Regions from separate parts of the Homo sapiens genome. Here region 2 is linked to region 1. A link is an interaction called in ENCODE POLR2A ChIA-PET data of the cell type or tissue named here. Cell type or tissue: B cell. All regions are shown on one strand. Links, peaks and the distances in the headings refer to the core of each region. The heading gives the core; the rest is flanking DNA.

Region 1 (5,387 bases), core at 70-5,069:
ACATGGATGGCAGCAGGCAAACAGAGCTTGTGCAGGGAGACTCCTGTTTGTAAAACCATCAGATCTCATGAGACTCATTCACTATCATGAGAACAGCACAGGAAAGACCTGCCCCCATAATTCAATCACCTCCCACTGGGTTCCTCTCATGACACGTGGGAATGTGGGAGTCACAATTCAAGGTGAGATTTGGGTGGGGACACAGAGCCAAACCATATCAGTGCTTTAAGTTTCCAGCAGATAGAATGACTAATGTAGACTAAAAAGCTGGTCAAAATTTCATGGATAGCAAGATGGGTAAACTGAGTCAAAGAGAATCAGTAGTACTTGAATAAGTCATGAAAGAAAAAACAGACAATCCAAGTCTGGAAAACACAAAAAGGAGTGTCAATAAACTGATGGCAGGAAAATGTCTATGCTCAGGACATGGGGGGTTGTAGTCTTTGGAGGGTATACAATGCTAGACAGTAGCAAATGTAAATTTCTGAACAAATTTTACAGAATAGCCTCAAGTCTCCAGCCCCTGCCATAGCAGCGAATGACACACTGATTATATTTTGTAACTCTCTCCTGTGGTTTCTGGTAGACACAGAATTACATACTCAATAGGAGGTCAGTGGAGTCCAGGGCAAGCCATTTTCATCCCAGGAAGAGGCATTCTCCTAAGACTCCAGTTGCTCACTCCCTTTTGTGTATTAGGTACTTGCAGTTTGAACTAGTGAGATCACAGAGGGCTTCTTCTCACTTCAGCATTGAGTTCTTGGTGCCAAAAACCTTGTTTAGCTCATGGAAAAAATGACATCGAGATTTCTTTCCATCTGCATGCATCTCCAAGATCTCTGGCTCCCATCAAACTCATATTCATTGGTTGTTGTTATTTTGTTTTTCACTTTCTGGCCTCCAGTATTAAGCCTGACTACTGAGGCCATGAAATACCTAGATGCTGCACTGCCATCTTGGACGCCTATAGACCCATGACTTATTTATAGAATATTAGGAACTTTATTAGTTATTAATTACCGTTCTGATTTCACAATTTCCAAGGGTCGGGAATCTGGGCGTGGCTTGGCTGGGTGGTTCTGGCTTACTATGTTTCCTGAGGTTACAGTTGAGATGTCGGCTGGGGCTGCAGCCATCTCAAGACTTGACAGGGGCTGAAGGATTCACATCCAAGTTCACTCATGTGGTTGTCAGCAGGCCCCAGTTCCTCACTGGCTGCTGTCAGAGGGGATTGGAGTTCCTTGCATGATAGGCTTCTCCACAGGGCAGCTCACAAGGTGGGAGCTGCTTTCCCCAGAGCCAGTGGTGTCCTAGAGAGAAGGCTGAAGAGCTGGAGAGAGCCAAGCTGGGAGCCTCAATGGTCTATAACCGAATATCAGAAGTGGCAGTACATTACTGCTGCCATTTACTATTTGTCACAGAGACCAAAGTATCAAAGTCCACTCCTGGTACAGAGTAGAAGGGGACTATAAAAAGGACTCTGAAAGTATCAGGAGGCTGAGTTCCTTGGGGACTGCCTTGAGGGCTGGCCAGCACAGGCACCATCACCCCAGTTAGGGTGTCTAAACCAGCTCCGTATCCATCCAGATACTTCTTTCATCCGTCTTGTTTGAACATGAAATGGGAGAGACACTAAGTACATTTTCAAGAAAGCAACAATGCATTGCCTGAGTGCCTTTTGTGCACTAAATGCAACAGTGGGTTCCATAGAGTTCACTGAAACAATAGGAGAACTTTTTCCCCTCAGGATCTTTAGGATGTGTTTGAGAAAACAGTACAGACACTAGGGTATGGAGAATACCATTTCTCGTGGAACTATACAAATTCAACTCAACCATAGCTTAGGCAAAGAGGGTCATTTCCTGGAAGCCTTGCGTGGCTCAGGGAAGGGCAGGGGTGTGGGCACAGCTGGACACAAGGCACAAATCCCACCGGGACTCTTTCCGTCCATCTTCATTCCTGTTGCTCTCTCTGTATTGATTGGCCTCATGCACTCCAACTGGCTTCTTTCACATGGCAGCCAACGAGGCTTCTGGCAGCTCTTGGTCTATGTCTTACAGCTGTGCAGTATGGAAGGTAATGATTGTGTGTAGTTCCAAATTTTAAAGTTTAAGGGGAGGGCTCTGATTGGTCCAGCCTGATTCCTGGACCCATCAGTGTGTCTCCATGGCGTTGTCCAAGCTCATTAGGTGTCAACCCTGTGACAGATACTGTGGAGGTGCTGGAATTACAAAACCCAAAATAAAACGCAGTTTCTTACTAAAGAGATGGCAGTGATCTGGAGACAGGGGGCAGGAAGCTTAAGAAACTCATCTGTAGGTCTGAAACAATCCTAAATGGAAGATCCTGCTTGCACAACTGCACTGTGTAACAGGGGAGGCAGTCAGAGTGTGGGTGAGCCTGCAGGTTGTGTGAGGCTATGTATCATTTCCATTCCATTTTCTTTCTTTCCTTCTTTCTTTTTCTTTCTTTCTTTCTTTCTTTCTTTCTTTCTTTCTTTCTTTCTTTCTTTCTTCCTTCCTTCCTTCCTTCCTTCCTTTCTTTTTTTTTTTTTTGAGATGGAGTCTCGCTCTTTCACCTAGGCTGGAGTACAGTGGGGCGATCTCAGCTCACTGCAACCTCTGCCTCCTGGGTTCAAATGATTCTCCTGCCTCAGCCTCCAGAGTAGCTGGCATTACAGGTGCGTGCCACCACACCTGGCTAATTTTTTATATTTTTGGTAGACGGGGTTACACCATGTTGGCCAGGCTGGTCTTGAACTCCCAAACTCAGGTGATCCACCCACCTTGGCCTCCCAAAGTGCTGGGATTACAGATGTGAGCCACCACGCCCAGCCTCCATTCCCATTTCGAACTTCAGTTCTTTTCCACTTGTCTTGATTTAGTTGGGTCTACTGGCTGTCTCTGTGCTGCGTCATTAGGATGCCAGTTCTTTGCATAAGAAACCCTTCCTAGGCTGTGTTCTGAGTAGCATGGAGCTTACTGAAATGCACAGGATTTCTAACAAGTCATAATAGTTTCTGACAGGAGCTTTCTTTCAGAGGAAAATGTGAGAAAGCAAGTGGGGTAGAAATGTCTTTGTTTTCACTGAAGTACAGTCAGGATGAATAATTAGGAAATTGATACTGAACTCAGCTGTGTTACCTGAGCTGTTAGTCAAAACAAGGTGGATGAGGGTGTGGGTGTGTTGGTGCTTCCAGAAGGCAGGTAGAAGTTCTCAAGTCTTCGAGTCCATGTGTCTGTTAAGGGTTCCATCCAACTGGATGATGAGGGCAGAATTCCTGTTTTCCAAAGTGACACATTAGAGTAAGTGTGTATCTAGCTAGTCAAATGGTGTAATTTTAGGAAAGACATAGGTTTCTAACTCTAAAATAATGCCCTTCGGTAGTGAGTCATGTTCGTGCCACTGTACTGCAGCCTGGGCAACAGAAGGAGACCCTGCCCCACGGACCCCCACCGGAAAATAATGCTCTCAACTCCATGCTCAATATCAAAATGCCTCAGTCAGAGACAAAATATTTTATTTTAAGGTTAAAAAGAGATAGAAATATTTCTGAAAGATTTAAGACACTGGTTTATATTAGAATGTTAATAAATCACATCAAGTGCTTTCTTGGATTTTTTTTTAATTGGGTGAGTCATGTGCACGGTCATCTGCATGTGTGTGTGTGTGTGTGTCTGTGTGTGTGTGTGTGTGTGAATAAGATTAGGGACATGGACATCAAATTCCTAATACCCAATTTTACCTAGAGCTGATTATGATATTAAATTCTCATTCTGCTTCATGCTACATATAATTAATACGTTTGAATGGGAATTCTGTCTGCAAAGTAACAATGGAGAGCCAGACATTGGACTCTTGTAGAATACTTATGACTTTGACTATTTATTTTAATAATGTGTCTGGATATTTGCATTCCATAAGGTTAGTTCTCTCACAGCTTAATTCTATTAGATAGGAGCATACAAGTTAACTTTTTTCCTTCTCAAGTTCAGGAACAGAGAAAAGTTCAACATTCCTTTCCCAATGTGATATCTTTCACTAGAGCCTTATCGCCTTCAAATGACAAGGTTTGGCTATAATTCAAATCAGATAAGGCATGTTATTTATTTTAAGGCCCTTTAAGAACATAGCCAATTAGAGCCTGTTGAATGAGATGCACATCACTGAGGTTTCCTAGAAAGGGCTTGGTCATGGGGTTTTGAAGCCCTGTTACAAAGCATGGCAGATTGCCTATTTTTAAAAGGACATTTATTCTTGGAAACCTGTGATTCTCTTGTTAGCCTCAAACTCCCTTGCTTGTAGGTGTTTCAAAGAAATCTGAGCCCTTGCCAGGCTATTTCTATAAAGTCGCCTATTTTTTCCCCCCAGAGGTTGCCTGGGAGAAGGAATTAAGTAAAAATAGGCTTAACAAAACTGTTCCATGCTTAATTCAACTGACTTCAAATAAATAGTTTATCAAAGTTCTATTAATGAATTACTTGATTAATTCATTTATTTGGCAAATATTTATTTAGGGCCGACTATAAGCTAAGTATCACAGTTAATGCAGTAGATTTTGTCTCTTCTTATATGGCAATATCCAAATATACAAACACATGTGAACATGAACACACAAATGAACAGCAGATACAGTTAAGAGCCTGGCTGGGTCATTGCCTGAATTGAGAGGGCTAGAGATACTCTCTTTAGGGGAAGCCATTGATATGACGTCTGCATGGCCAGAAGGAATTAGACCTGTGAAGACCCAGGGTAGTGCATTCAGAGCAGAGAGAAGACTTGGTCCAAAGGCCCCAAGGTGGGAATAAAGTCAGTATGTTGGAAGAATACAAAGAAGGTTCTGTGTGACAGAGTTTGGAGGGAGGGGCTCAGACAGTGGCTCAGAGAAGTGGGCAGGGCCTAGACCATGGATGAGTTTGTAGGCTGGGGGAAGGAGTTTAGATTTGAGTGCGATGAAAAGCCACTGGAGAGTTTTAAGCAGAGAAATGGCAGGGTCTAATTTAAATTTTCTTTGTGGAAAATTGATTATAGGAAATAAGAGTGGGCTGGGTGTGGTGGCTCACGCCTGTAATCCCACCACTTTGGGAGGCCGAGGCAGGCAGGTCACCTGAGGTTAGGAGTTTGAGACCACACTGGCCAACATGGTGAAACCCCATCTCTACTAAAATGCAAAAATTAGCTGGGTGTGGTGGTGCACACCCATAATCCAAGCTACTAGGAAGGCTGAGGCCAGAGAATTGTTTGAACCTGGGAGGCGGATGTTGCAGCCTGGGCAACAGAGCAAGACTCTGTCTCCCCAAAAAAAAAAAAAAAAAAAGGAAATAAGAGTGGAGATAGGGAGATCAATTAAGAGGGAATTATATTAAATAGTAGGCTAGGGCCAGGAT
Region 2 (5,387 bases), core at 243-5,242, 75 kb before region 1:
CATCTTTTCCTTTCTAACTCCTACAAGAGCTGTTTTTCTGCTTTCTGTCATCTAAGTAATTTTCCCTATTAGGCAACCTTTATAGATTTAGAGTCCATCTTTTCTCACTCCAAGTATCTGAGAGTCCTCTCCTTCCTCTTAAATATCAATAGGGTTTTCTAATAATCTCAACTGGACATTTCCTCTTTGTTCCCTTTGACATAAACACTTTGCATTTACCCATCCTCATCTGTAGAAAGCTTATTTGTTCTTCAGGGCAACTTATCATGATGGCTAAGAAACCTTAACGTTAACCTGGTTGAGTGAGCCAGAGTGCCTGCATTCACCTCACACCTCCACAAATAACTGGTTGGTTGATCTTGGGCAAGTTATTTATCTCCTATGTGTCTTTGTTTCCTCATGCTAAAGTGGGGATAGTAATAATTCCTCCCTCGTAGAACTGATGAGATAGCTAATGAGTTGATATGTGTAAAGATAAGTATCAAAACAGTCTTATGCTGAGTGTATATGAATAAGTATTTTTTATATTTCTACTGTCTCAGACTCTACCTTCTCTATAAATCTTTCTGATCCTGATCTCAACTAATCGTCATCTCTTCTGGTGAAACTATTGCTTTTCCTTCTCTTGATAACGTTTGACTTACTCTCATTTATATTTTAATTGTCTTCATATGTCTTCTCCCTCTTGCTAGACTAGGCTCTTCACTCACTTATGTTCCCTGTCACGTCTTACACCTAAAGATATTTCCTCACTAAGATCAAATCTTCTTTTTTTTTTTTTTGAGAAGGAGTCTTGCTCTGGCGCCCAGGCTGGAGTGCAGTGGCACGATCTCGGCTCACTGCAAGCTCCGCCTCCCTGGTTCATGCCATTCTCCTGCCTCAGCCTCCCGAGTAACTGAGACTACAGGCACCCGCCACCACGCCCGGCTAATTTTTTATATTTTTTAGTAGAGATGGGGTTTCACCGTATTAGCCAGGATGGTCTCGATCTCCTGACCTCATGATCCGCCCGCCTTGGCCTCTCAAAGTGCTGGGATTACAGGCGTGAGCCACTGCACCCAGCCCTAATCAAATCTATTTTTCTAGACTAATTCTGAACATCAGAAGTTCTTGAGATCACTCTGGATGTTGACTTTTACAAATTATATTGTGACAGAGTCTCATTGTGTATCTTTATGGGGTACAAAGTAGTATTACATTTTTTTTTTAACATTTCTTTTCTTTCCTTTTCTAATAGAGACAGGGTCTCACTATTTTGCCCAGGCTGGTCTCAAACTCCTGGGCTCAAGTGATCCTCTTGCTTCGGCCTCCCAAAGTCCTGGGATTACAGGCATGAGCCACTGCACCCCAGCTGGTATTACAATTTTTGAATAAAATGTGGTAAGATAAAATTAAGGTAATGAACATTGCTCACCTCAGATATTTATGCATTTTGGATTTTTGATGAGAGATCCCCAAAGACCCTGTGCCAGTGCATCTGTAGGACTAGACTGGGCTTCATGAAGAATAATGGAGGCGTTTCTTGTGATTAATCTTCTTTTGTATTAGGGACTTTCTGACTTTGTAGATCCAACTCATCTGGATCACCTCTTTGGGAAAATTTGGTTGTAGAAATGTGAGTGTGTGCTAATCTGTGTATGTGTACTTTGTTCCCTCAAGTTTGTTGCATATCTTTATCATACTTTTTTACAGTGAGGAACATTTTTATTGTGACAAGGTAATAAATTGTCTCGAATGTTTTCTCTAAATTTTTACTCATGATATTTCAAAGGTTTACCTAGAAACTTAGACATGGGTTGGCACCTCTTAGGACAGTTTCCTCTCCCCAGAGGACATCTGCATCCTCTAAATGATGGGGATGTTATTAGAATTGCTAAATATGAGCCTTGGCTGAATCAGACACCGACAACAATAATTTCAACAATGGAAATTGCCACCAGGCACTGAAGACTTGACAAGTCACTGCGACAGAGCACATACTGGTTGGAATACTAAAAATACACATGGGCTGCATTACCTTTATTTCATTTTCCTCTTTTAGAATAAAAATTTTGACCTTTAAAAGAAAAGGGCCAGTCACTTGTTGAAAATAGAAATTGCTGGACATAAATATTTTAGATTTCTTTCTTCTGACAGTATTGAAAATACTTTGTATGTGTTGTGCTTTTTTATTGTTTGTAAATTCTTTTCTTTATATAAAAAAGAATTTTTTCCCTCTTATTCCAACATTTGCTTCAGGTAGGTTTGACCAATATCTTGGATTCTTTCCACTTGTGTAATTATAAACCCAACTTGTTGGTGATGGATTTGCTTGTAGATGCAACTCAGTTGTAACTTTGTGTTACTTAAAAAAAATTGTTAGTGGATTGGCTGGTGTATAATTCTTGTTAACCTTTGCAGCTCTGAATTAGTAGATGATAGTTGCTTGTCCAAGGGTACACAGTTAATGTGCTGCAGCCACACATTGAACTTTGTCTTGAAACTTTGATTCATTCCCTGCATCTTTGTAAGCAGATATATTTTTTTCTGATTATAAGATGGAAACAGAATGAAAAGGAGATGACTTCTTGTCTTGATTGCAATGATGAAGCTGCAATCAAACCAGAAATAACACTCCAGTCTCTGACACACATTGTTGCATATTTATGTTGGGTTTTGCTATAGACTTGGAGCCATCTTCTCCATTGTCATCTGTCTGATCTCATCCTTAATAACTTTATTCTGCTGGTTCTAGATGAAATGGTTAATAAATCCAAATTTGCATTTTCAAAGTAGAAACTTTATAGTGGATAGGGCCTTTGTATGATTCAAACTGCCCTATATAGGAAGTGCTTAGATATTATAATAATGCAGGGAAAGAAGATATAAATAGGAATGGCATGTAAAGTAGTGAACATAGTAACTTTCAAATCATATGGAGAAATTTGATATCATTTTCTTATTTTATATGGCAGTTAATGTATGCCAGTGATTCTTATTACATTACAGAACCATGGTATTGTTAATTGACAGAGCAACGTAAATGTAAAAATGTGTTAATGAAAAATCTAATTGGAGATATCATGGAGCACATGTGGTAATTATGGGAAGGACCCAGTGCATGTAACCCCCTTGGCTTGTGGGTGGATAACTCCTGGAAATTGTGCATTGTGCAAGGTTGCATTTTCTGAAGAAGGGCAATGGTATATTGGGGGGCTTGCCATTTTTCATCCAAAAACCATATCATGCGAAGACTTGAATAACATTAAATAATGGATGTAACCAACAAAGTGCTACTGAAATGAAGGTTCAACAGTCCACAAATGGTGAGCCTCTGCATATCAAACCTTCTAAAATTAAGTGTATAGGCTGAGATAAACATTAGCATTTCATTACCCATAATTTTGCTTGCCGCCAAAAATGCAGAAGGGCTCTTGAGAGCTATTTGGATGACCCTGGTCTCTGGAGGGCATCTTTTAGAAACCTGATGGCATGTCATCACTTAGACCTGCCACAAAGCACTGAAATCCTCTTAATGGTGGTAATGATAACACTATTGTTTTTCCTACTTGATACTCCTTTTGAGCCAACATTTCTCCCTTTCTTGCTCTCCTATATCCAAACAACCTGTTTAGTAAGTGTTTTATTTAAAGGACTAAAGAAAGGAAGTAATAAATGATAGTTCTCAGAAACCTCACATTTCATTGCAAAGCTATTAGAACAACTTCCAGCTCAAATGTTAATTAGATACCGTTCTGATATATAGGGTTGTGTCTTTAAATACTGCAGGAGTCTTGACCCAAACCCAAAGAATGCATAGGCAGCAGGGCTGACCCATGCGTTTTCACTTGGTACCAGCAAAGGGATTTGAGAACCCTTAGTCACTGCAAGGGGCAGAAGTGTCTTCTATTAAGGACATAATAAGTCCTGCTGAAGAACAGGTCAGCTCAGTAACTCCAGTCGCCACAGCAGTTGTTGGTCAAATTGGGTTCCTCTGGTAGCACCACAGAGCAAGGGACACTAACCCGTTGGGCTTCCCGATTCATTGCTGTCACTTTGGGGCAGAATGGAGGTATGATTTAAATCCTACAGTGCGGGATATTTTCACCCTGGTGTGTCTCTGACAGTGTCCTGCTATAGAAGTTTAAGGAACAGTATATGTGGCTTCAATTTCCATAAGTTAAAAATGCAGGAAAAAGATTATGTCTGGAGGAGTAGATTTTCAGAAAAAGCGGTTTTAAGGATGATGAAAAGAGAATTTATTCAAAATGAGAGGCATTTTTTCTGTTCCTTCGCCACCTCTCCCTCCCTTGCTTGCTCTGTTCTGTCTCCCTCCCTCCTTATTTCATTCTCACTCTTGCTCTTGTTCATCTAAGAGTAATGAATCTTTGCCTTATTGTGTTTGAATTCACCATGGCCTCCTTGTTGATATTCCTAAAGTTGGCATTAAAAGCTATATCTGGGGTGGGGCATGGTGGCTCACGCCTGTAATCCCAGCACTTTAGGTGTCTGAGGCAAGCGAATCACCTGAGGTCAGGAGTTTGAGACTAGCTTGGCCAACATGGTGAAACCCCGTCTCTACTAAAATACTAAAAATACAAAAATTAGCCAGGTGTGGTGGTGCACAGGTAATCCCAGCTACTCAGGAGGCTGAGGCACGAGAATCACTTGAACCGAGAGGCGCAAGTTGCAGTGAGCCGAGATCGCGCCACTGCGCTCCAGCCTGAGCGACAGAGCAGCAAGATCCTGTCTCAAAAAAAAAAAAAAAAAAAAAAAAATCTGACCTGGAACTCTTTCTCAATGTAGGAACTCCAAACATAATCTTTCAAAATGTTGCCTGTGGATAGCTCTGTAAAAATGGTGATACACCCTGGTTTCGTTTTGTTAAGTGGTTGTATTGCGCTGGAAATTTGGGGCTGAGAACTTTTCCCACTTTATTTTTCTCAACGTTTCTACATAACACTAAACTGAATATCACATTAGTTTTCGAGAATTGTGATTAGCCCTTGTGAGATTGATTTAAACTATATTTGAAAGGATAATTTAAAGTATCTGTAGGCTGATACTACTTAGCATCGCATAAAAGGAAAAGATGGTTTGATTGTTTTTAGGAAGCACGCTTGCTCAAAGAGATTGGGTCTTGCAAGGCAGGACCACCAGTGATTGGTAGATGACCCATCAAAAGTAGGTAAAGGGGAAACAACCGAGTGTCTTCCACAGCCAGGGCACTGTGAGCTAGTTCTGCGTGAGTGAAGCTGATGAAACCTGACTTTTCTGACAGTTATGACGCTATTTGAGATGTCTTCAGTGAGCCATTCCATCCTGACTCATTCCTTACAGAGTTTACACATTATTCTGAGAAGATTTTCTAAATATAATTGAAAATGTTAAAAAACATTCTGTGCTTT

What was found. ChIA-PET counts read pairs that join two places held together with the same protein. Peaks named below come from ENCODE experiments on the same cell type or tissue, not always from the same donor. Only the 100,000 strongest peaks of a DNase experiment are listed, where the experiment ranks them.
Region 2: POLR2A ChIA-PET joins it to region 1 with 13 read pairs; 4 of 35 experiments call an interaction of 5 or more read pairs at or near these places.

The regions. Positions count from the first base shown.
Region 1 is chr5:17,336,903-17,342,289 of GRCh38, forward strand. No RefSeq gene overlaps it. Among named protein-coding and RNA genes, the nearest start is that of LINC02111, 48 kb to the right of the region's middle. In B cell, for the core only: no CTCF peak of the experiment used is centred there; no DNase peak of the experiment used is centred there.
Region 2 is chr5:17,262,083-17,267,469 of GRCh38, forward strand. All of the region lies in intron 1 of BASP1 (brain abundant membrane attached signal protein 1), which reads left to right. Among named protein-coding and RNA genes, the nearest start is that of BASP1, 47 kb to the left of the region's middle. RefSeq lists a silencer at 5,077-5,206. In B cell, for the core only: no CTCF peak of the experiment used is centred there; a DNase peak (open chromatin) is centred at 5,179; H3K27ac peaks cover 3,647 bases.